Linked DNA regions of Mus musculus: region 2 is linked to region 1. The links are chromatin contacts, found by Hi-C or POLR2A ChIA-PET in ENCODE. All regions are on one chromosome and are shown on one strand. The core of a region is the stretch at or near the end of the contact, and the rest is flanking DNA. Distances in the headings are between cores, read along the strand shown.

Region 1 (4,502 bases), core at 691-3,190:
AAAATGGGAATTATTACAAAGAAAACATCACATGTAGTAATTTCAGAACATTGTAAAGGAAACTTTACAGAAAAGAGCGTACTTATGATAAGATGGGATGTTTCCGGAAATTTCCAAATAGTTCCCCCACACTCAGAAGGATGATTGAGAGTCTGGTTATGAGGAAGGATGGAAATTTTTGAACGACTGGCTTATTACATAAGCTTCAAGCCATTGCTGTGATAGTTCAGTTCTTAAAACAATGTGAGGAAATATGCTTGCTTCTGGAGAAATATTTGGCTCCCATGAGAAAAAATTGCAAGTGTTTGTGATGGCCCGCTAGAGGTAAGGAGCCATCCACACACTGACTCTTAAAGCCAGAGCCAAGTTTCACTACTCACACACCGTTGACAGGATCTGATCAAGACACTTCCCCGAACACCCTGGAGTCAGACTTAGGTCATAGGTCCCAAGTGACCCTAGCAGATCACCAATGTAAAACCACTATAAACAACAGAAGCCCTAACTCAGAATAGTTAACCTTCAATGCTCAGACGTGTCTGAAGTTAGAGAGCACTTACAATGCTAGGTGCTATTGTAAATGATCCACGTGTATTATTTAATTCAATTTAAAAAAATCACCTAGGAGGTAGACATTAATACTAAAACATATTGCATGTTAGGTACCAAAGCTGAAGGTCAGAGAAGTGGCCGTACATAGCAACAAACCTAGGCTGTCAACACAGGCCTGCTGAATCCAGAAGGCCAACCAACCTTGCCCGCTACCTCCCACCGGTCCCAGGGAATCAGCCACAGCCATACAGCTTACAGACTTCCCAGTCTTTGTGCACCAGTTTTCCCGAATTTTAAAATCATCTTCAGAGTTTCTAAAAGCCTCAATGGAAACACAAACAGGCAATTAGACCACGAGTTTCTTCAGTTTTGTTTTTTAAGGCTGGTATCTACCATTGCCAACAAGTTAGATCAGGTCTTGTGGAAGTTCTCATTGGCAGTTATGTAGACAAAAACATTCAAGCTCCCTTTTTTTTTAAGGGGAAGATGAATCATTACTTAATACATGCAGTTTAGTGGAGTTAATCTGTGAACACTGGCCTATGGAGCGAGAGAATAAAAGGGTGTTTGGCATCGAGAAGGTCGGGAACTGCTCGTTACATGTGTATGCACGTTGCCCAACCTGTCAGCCTTCACAACTCTGCATTTTTTTAAGTGACACCATTCTTCCTGCATCGTTTATGGGGCTTTACTTTGCATATAGTATTAAAAATCTACTCAGCTCACCAAAATGATCATATTCTTAATGTTTGGTCAAGGAACTGGGGTGCATAAATGGCAAGTACTGTATTCCAGGAAAATACCCTTTTTCAAAACCTTAAGGTTTTGCCAGGGAGCGAGTCGTTTTCCAAAGGACACACACACACACACACACACACACACACACACACAAAATCAAAAACTAAAAACAAACAAAAAATACTAAAGACTCAATGCTGGATGGTTCAAAACAAACACCTGCACTTAGGTGTGCGTGGGGCAGTAGGTGCCACACTGCGAATCTGTGTGGGAAGGATGTCAGCGGGCAGTCGGTGGCTTTTATTTTTTTCATTGCATGAAACAGTTCTTATACCATGGTGGGAAATAATCCAGGCGTCCCCTGACAGCCATGAGAAAGCACAGGTGACACCCTGTTCTCAGAATTTGGTGCGGGTTAAAACTGCATAGGGTGCCCGGGGCCTGCTCGGTGGCTGCGCAGCATCTGTGCGAGCCTGGCTCTGCCGCAGTGGCGCCGGGGGGTGCGGGAGCCTCGCGGCCTGCAGCGTCCCGGAAGCCCTGCGCGTCGGCGCCCGAGGTCGAGCGACCGTCCGGCCTGCACTGCACCAGGGGCAGACCGGGGCGTCCGGGCCCAGCCGCCGGCGTCCATTTTCTGGGCGGCGCTGCGGCCGGACTCGCAGGTCCGGAAGCGCCATGGACCCCGCGGGAAGCGCGCGGGCGGCGGAGCGGAGCCCCGTAAGTGCGCGGGGTCCGCGCGACTCCGGGGCGTGGAGGTGGGGAGGCGGGAGCCGGTGGGCAGCGCTCGCGCCGGGCTGCAGCGGACGCGGAGCGGAGCGGAGCCTACGGAGCAGCCAGCGTCCGCAGGTGCCCGCGTCCCGCCCCACCAGGCTCGGCTGCAGGGGGGCAGCGGGGAGTGACGCGCACCTGGGGCTCGGGACTGTCGCGCCTCCCCTCCGGTGAAGCGCAAACCCGGGCTGCTTCCTGACCCTACCCGTTCGCGATGAGATCCTAGTGCGACACCAAGCCCCTGGAATTGAACCGGATGTTCAAAGGCAGGGCCCTGCCTCCAGGGGTTGCAGCCTTGGCCTCCTGCTCCTGCTTGCTGCAGCCGTCTGTCCGTTGGGACAATTCAACAGTCAGCCTTTAGACACCTCTTTGCAGGTTAGCTGATAAATAACCTGAGATTTTAATCTGTCTGCGCTTCCACTTTATAACTCCTGCTTTGCGGTGGGTAAGTGCCTGGTTCCCATTCTGGATATTGGGCCTGATTGGAAAACCCTTGTAATGATCGGTTCTAAATGATAACCGTTTATGTTGCGTATGCATATTTGAAAGGTTAAAGGGCATTCACCTAATTGGGAAGCTCAAGTGCTTGCTCTGGTTCGCGTGGCTGGAAAGACTCGTTTTGTTGTGGTTTCAGAGAAACTTATAGCGTCTTACAGTAGCTAAGATCAAAGAGCAGAGTTTGTGTTTTGTGACAGGGTCTGGTTAAGGAGCCTAGAATGGTTAATAGGTTAGCCCAAGCTGGTTTCGAACTTGCCACTTGCAGCGGTTGACTGACTGCTAGGATGATAGGCCTTCTACCAGTGTTTTTCCAGGACCAAACACGCATTAGAATTCCTTTGATGGGTCATTGCTGAAAATTTTGAAAAGATTAGAATATATAGTGCGAAAAGACTAGAAAAAGTAACCGTTGCACACAGTACAGATAAGCATAGTTTAATGAAGCCTTTGGCTTATATAACATCATTTGTAATAAAATGGGTCACTGTCAAAAAAGCCTTTAAGACTCCAATTTAGCGTTCTGTGGTGGGGATTTTGCACCCAAATCAGACTGGGTTTGTGCTGATGTTAACCTGGGTTTGAATCCCGACACTCACCCAGGGTGACCTCCAGAAACAGGTTCACGGCACTGTTTGCAGCTGTAAAATGGGGAACTGTTCCCTACAGCTGAGGGGTGTTACGGAGATTTACCCATCCGCTGAGAGCACTTGGTGGAGTTCCCGATGTCCTAAAGGCACCTCACATATACTAACGGCAATGACTTTTGTGGCTGAAATCCTGAATCCTAGACACTCGTCCTGAATCCTAGACACTAGTCCTGAATCCTAGACACTAGTCCTGAATCCTAGACACTAGTCCTGAGTCCTAGACACTAGTCCTGAATCCTAGACACTAGTCCTGAATCCCTGCACTTTCATCTTCTCTTAGATCTTGATATGGAAGACATGGCGGGCTCAGAACCAAGGATTTCCGAGTGATTTCTGCCAAAGCACAGAAGCTAACTCCGTCAAGGCTGGCGTGTTCTGAGGTAACTGAGGTCTATGTCTTTCCTTAGTCAGCATGAAATAAGAAATGGCAGTTTCTAAAAGAATCCTCAAGGTTACTGAATCATGAGTTCGACCTGCCAGGTTTGTGTACTACGAAATTTCCACGACTCTCAAGCAGTCTGTTATTAAGAACACACGGTGTGCCAGGCCTCTGTGCAGAGGGAGAACTAGCAAACGAAACTTCAAGGCAACAGGCTCAGCTCATGTTAGCTCTACTGGTAGATGTGATGAGAACTTTTGTGTGTGTGTCTTGATAGATCTGTGGCTTCCTCAAGTCGTAAGGATCCGAAAACAAGATGGAAGGCCGGAGTGTTTAACTGAGTTGTTGTTGTTACCCGTGGCGGGTTGAGGCCAGGGCAGACATGCTGCCAGCTTCTCCACTTGCTGTAGAGTGAGCCCCCTGCTAGCGGTAGAGTATGCAAGCATGAAGAGACATTTGTGTTTCTCACGCAGATGTCCTGACAGGCCAGCACACTAAGCTCTAACTTATATGTGGTTCCGAAGTCCTAGGCAGTGACAGAAACAGCTACCATTTGTCAAACGATTGTGTGTCTTTATGTGTCAGGCAGTGTGTTAATAATTTACTCCTCTGGGGGCTGGAGAGATGGCTCAGCGGTTAAGAGCACTGACTGTTCCAGAGGTCCTGAGTTCAATTCCCAGCAACCACATCTGTAATGGAATCCGATGGCCTCTTCTTGTGTGTCTGAAGACAGCTAGAGTATACTCCTATAAGTAAAATAAATAAATATATTTAAAAAAAAAAAAACAATTTACTCCTCAACGGTACTCCTGAGAGTGGAGGCAGAAGAAATGTATGGGATTGAAATGTGCAGACCGTAGCAGGCCTTGGGAGTAGCATGGCGTGGGAGGCTTTACAGCCAGCCCTTGCTGTACTGGGCGCAG
Region 2 (4,321 bases), core at 1,381-3,880, 76 kb before region 1:
GCAGGCATGGTGCAGAAGGAGCTGAGAGTTCTACATTTTCATCTGAAGGCTGCTAGCAGAACACTGGCTTCCAGGCAGGTAGGAGTAAGGTCTTAAAGCCCATGCCCACAGTCACACACCTACTCCAACAAAGCCACACCTTCAAATAGTGCCACTCCCTGGGCCAAGCATATACAACCCATCACAGTTACTGTGGTGGTTTGAATTAGAAACATTTCCTGTAGTCTCAGGCATTTGAACGTGTAGTCCCCAATTGGTGGAGTTGTTTGGGGAGGTTTCAGGGGTGCAGTCTTATAGAGGAGGAGTGTCACTAGGGGTAAGCTTTGAGAGTTAGTTTTCCCACCACTTCCAGTTCATTGCCCTCTGCTTCCTGCTTGTGGTTCCAGATATGAGCCCCCAAGTCTCTGCTTCTGCCACATGCCTGCTTCTGGTCGCCATGCCTCCTTCTGACACGAGACTCTAATCCCTCTGAGGCCGTGAGCCACAGTAAACTCTCTCTTCTTCAAGTGGCTTTGGCCATGGTGTTTTATAACAGCAACAGAAAAGCAACTGATAGAGTAACTTTGGGAAGGACTGAAATAAATAATTCCATTTGGCTATGACGACAACCCCCCTTTATCTCCGGACCATGAGACAACCTGGTAAGTCGTCTTGGGGTTTGGCTTTGATTGTACCTCATCACCAGGAAATTGCTTTTTTTCCAGATTGGTCAGACCACATGTGTGTGTGTGTGTGTGTGTGTGTGTGTGTGTATTTGTGTGTTTTTGTGTGTGTGTTGGGAGGGGTGGCAGGTAGAGGAGCCAATGTCAAAAGCTCTTTTTTTGCTAGCCAAATCTAAGTACCTGGGAGGTCTAGAGCCAAAGGTGACCCGGCTAAGTTTACCTGGGCACTAGTCCCATTTCTTTGTGCACCTGGCAGACTTCTTTGCTTCTAGGCCATTTTTGCACCTGTAGGCTGGGAGCTTTTTCTTATCTTTCCCTTTAAAGGTCAGTTCTAAGTTCAGCCTCTTGTGGTGTCTGTTAAATGCACTAAGTTTATAATCGAAAGCGATGAGTTTCCTTTTCCTCCTTCTTCATATAATATCAACAGATAACAGCTATAAAAAAATCACAAGGAAAATACAAAACACAGCCAACAAGATTCTAGAGTTAGAATTTTGCAGAAAGTTTGGCCAGTGACAAGACAAGGTGGTTTAGTTATTGCCACTGTCTACAGCATAACAGTAAGACTTTCAATATGATTAGTGTTTACTCCCTTTATATAAAGAGCAGCTCTGCTTAAAATACAGTGTTTGAGTCATGCTACTGCCCAGAAATGAGGCTCTTAGTGGGAACATACATGGACCAAGAACAATTTTATGTGACCCCCCAGCCTGGTAAGGCATTCTGCATTGTTAATGCAGAACACAAGTCTCCCTTCAAAGGGACCAAGAAAGAGCTTATCCTGGAGCCAAAGATGAGTGACCATGGCCAGTATAGAGACGCTCCTAACTCCAGTTCCAGATGTCTGGCGCCCTATACTTGCTCTCTGGTGTACCTACACATAGTGCACATAAACTCATGCAGACACATACATATACACATAATGAATATAGATAGGAAATCATATAAACATTAAAGCTATAGCTAATTCAATATTTTAGTATAACTATTAATCTTATAATATTTTCTTTTAAAGCCCCTGTACCTATATAAAATTTTCATAGCTCACCTAGATTTTTAAAAGAAATAATCCATAGATTGCTATAAAATATTATGTCCAAAGTAAACAACTCCATATGCCTTTAAGTTATCCAATTGTCCTTTTTAAAAACTTGGCCTAGGATAAGGAAAGATCATAAAATTAGATGTTTTGAGTTTCTGAATACTGACATTATGCTTTAATAATGACAATCATAGATTTCTTTAGAATATTAGTTTATATGTAACCTTAGTGTATAGCCTCATTTGTACGTTTATTTATACAAATATATATCTACAATACAGTACAAACTATAGATGTCACTAATAAGCATAAACATTGCATAATCTTTAAAAATCATCAGCCTGTAAGAATTCCTAATTTTTCTCCAAATCTCTTTTATTTAAAAGGATTTGACAACACAAAGACTTTTGTCATACAAAAAAAAAATTACAAGTGTTTGCATTAAAACAAAATCTAACTGAAAAAGTTTCTGAAATTTCCCCATCATGTTGCATATCAGACTTCTTGAAAGTCATATATAAGGACATTTTAAAATATGTAAGTGAGAGCGTGAGTCAGGCCTGATACAGCAAAGCAATGCACAGTAATCCGTTAAAAGACAAGTGTAGAATTATATTACATATATCAAAAGTTCATTTTCTGCTATGATTCCATCAGGTCGGATGCCTCCAGGAACTAGAAACTATGACCTTTCCCAGGGTTCTGGAGCAATAGAAGCCTCAACGGGGGGGGGGGGGGGGGGGGCGGCGCAGGGACACACACAGAAACGTGCTTGCATGCAAAGACCTATATGAACTACAACTCCCAGAAGCCTCTTGAAAAGGGCTGAATTTCCCAGAAAGCTTCGCCCCCTACCCCACAACTCCTCTTCCCCTAGGGCAGCCTTAAGTTGAAAGTGGAGTGAGAAGCCCTGCAGTAGGGAGGGTCCTCTGGGGCCCTTGTGGGGTGTCAGCCTCCAGGGCTCGGTTGTGAGTTACAGAAAGCCAGGCTTTGTTAGGATGGCTCTGAGGCTGCTTGGGCCGGTGCCATTTTTCCCTACTGGTCCCCTGGGAAACAGATCATGGTTTCAGCTCCTCCTTATCCGCAGTCAGGCTCCCTCTTGAAAGAAGAGACAGTCTTGAACCTCCAGGCGTGATCTGTAGAGTGTCACGTGTCACAGTTCTCTTGCAGCTTCTGCTGTGCCTGCAGGCTGTGGGAACAAGTGTGAACAGTACTGTGGCTCCCGACCACGTTTTCCTGTGACCCTGCCCATCCAGCTCATACTAGCGAATACCTGGGGTTCTGGAGGTTGTTAGTCTCCTTGCTAAGACTCTCCACTCAGTGTCATTCCTCAGACTCCAACTTATTTGGGACCCCAGCCTTTTTATTTTTGTTTTTTAAATCTGTCTCCTTCAAAGCTTGTCAGCCCTTAAAGATCACACCCCATCCTACCCCACTCCCCACTGCTCCCCCCCAGCCCCTGCTCCCCTTAAAACAAAACAAAAATCTGAGGATTGTGATGGGAGCATTCAGAAATGGGAATGGAGTGGACTAAGAGGAAGCTACAGGACATGAGAGGGCCTGAAAGATAACGGGGGGGGGGGGGGGGGAATGGGAAGGTTAAATGATGGTGAAGAGAGAGAATGAGGCCAAAAGTACACCACTGAAAAAGCTAACACTGAGTTTCCCTCATTAGAATTCTCCCTCCCTCCCTCCCTCTTTTTCTCCCTCTCTCCCTCCCTCCCTCCCTCCCTCCCTCCCTCCCTCCCTCCCTCCCTCCCTCCCTCCCTCCCTTCTTTTCCTTTTTTTCTGTTTCACTGTGTCATCCTGAGCTGGCCATAGCTGACCAGGCTAGCCTTGAACTTGTAATGATTCACCTGCCTTGGTCTCCCAAGCACTTGGATTAAAAGCATGCACCACCCTGCCCCTCGCTTATGATTTATATATGACTGAGTAGATAAGGCTGGCCTCCTGAATACTGGGATTATAGGCCTGGCCCACCACACATTATCACTAATGTTTTTGGATTTTACCTCTGCGTCCTGGGATCCTGAACCCAGTTCCTTGCACATGCTGGATAATTGCTGTATACCAATAAGTGATAAACCCTGTCCAGAATTGTGGATGGTTATACAACCCATAGTAATTTCCCCCCTAAACTCCTAAGTCAAGTACACAGGTCCCTAACTCTTAGGGAGCTACAATGACTGGTATTAGTGTGTTCTATGAGATAGTGTATCGTAGGACACAATCCTGCAGTCAGTCATGAAGAATAGACTACTCAGAGGTACTGACATGTTGCTCTATTTCTTGAACCTTGTGGAGGTCTCTCAGACCCTTTTAGGATCTACACAGTTTAAGCTATTTATAGGAACTGGATGTATCCCAGCATGTGGGCTCCGGAGGTCAGGAAGAAAACGCCTTTCAAGGTGTCCCTATCTGCTTGTTAGTTTTAACATCAGTCCAGGGTACATAAAACCCTGTCTAAAATCCCGGGTTGCAAAAAGGAGGAGGAAAAAAAAAATCCCTGTTTTCACAGTAATAATGTTATTTGAATTTTTAAAATAAGACTATTTTGTTGTTGTTGTTGTTGTTGTTGTTGTTGTTATATGTTTTCTGTCTTGTAAAGTATAGTTGG

The links. A loop is a pair of places that touch in the nucleus more often than their neighbours do. ChIA-PET counts read pairs that join two places held with the same protein, here RNA polymerase II (POLR2A).
Region 2: a loop to region 1 is called in a map of CH12.LX, with 4 times the contacts of the local background. The contact joins the enhancer-like site here to the promoter of Zbtb38 in region 1. A Hi-C loop is called at or near these places in 1 of 37 maps with a recorded cell type or tissue (CH12.LX). POLR2A ChIA-PET finds 5 or more read pairs at or near these places in 3 of 5 experiments (Patski and embryonic stem cell).

The regions. Positions count from the first base shown.
Region 1 is chr9:96,717,288-96,721,789 of GRCm38, reverse strand. It overlaps Zbtb38 (zinc finger and BTB domain containing 38), which reads left to right and starts at 1,940. Exons shown (of 3, transcript NM_001359959.1): 1 at 1,940-2,004; 2 at 3,481-3,580.
Region 2 is chr9:96,794,065-96,798,385 of GRCm38, reverse strand. No RefSeq gene overlaps it. Among named protein-coding and RNA genes, the nearest start is that of C430002N11Rik, 31 kb to the right of the region's middle. Within about 2 kb of position 2,630, at least 1 of the 3 ENCODE cell types and tissues checked has a DNase peak (open chromatin) inside an H3K27ac peak, as active enhancers do.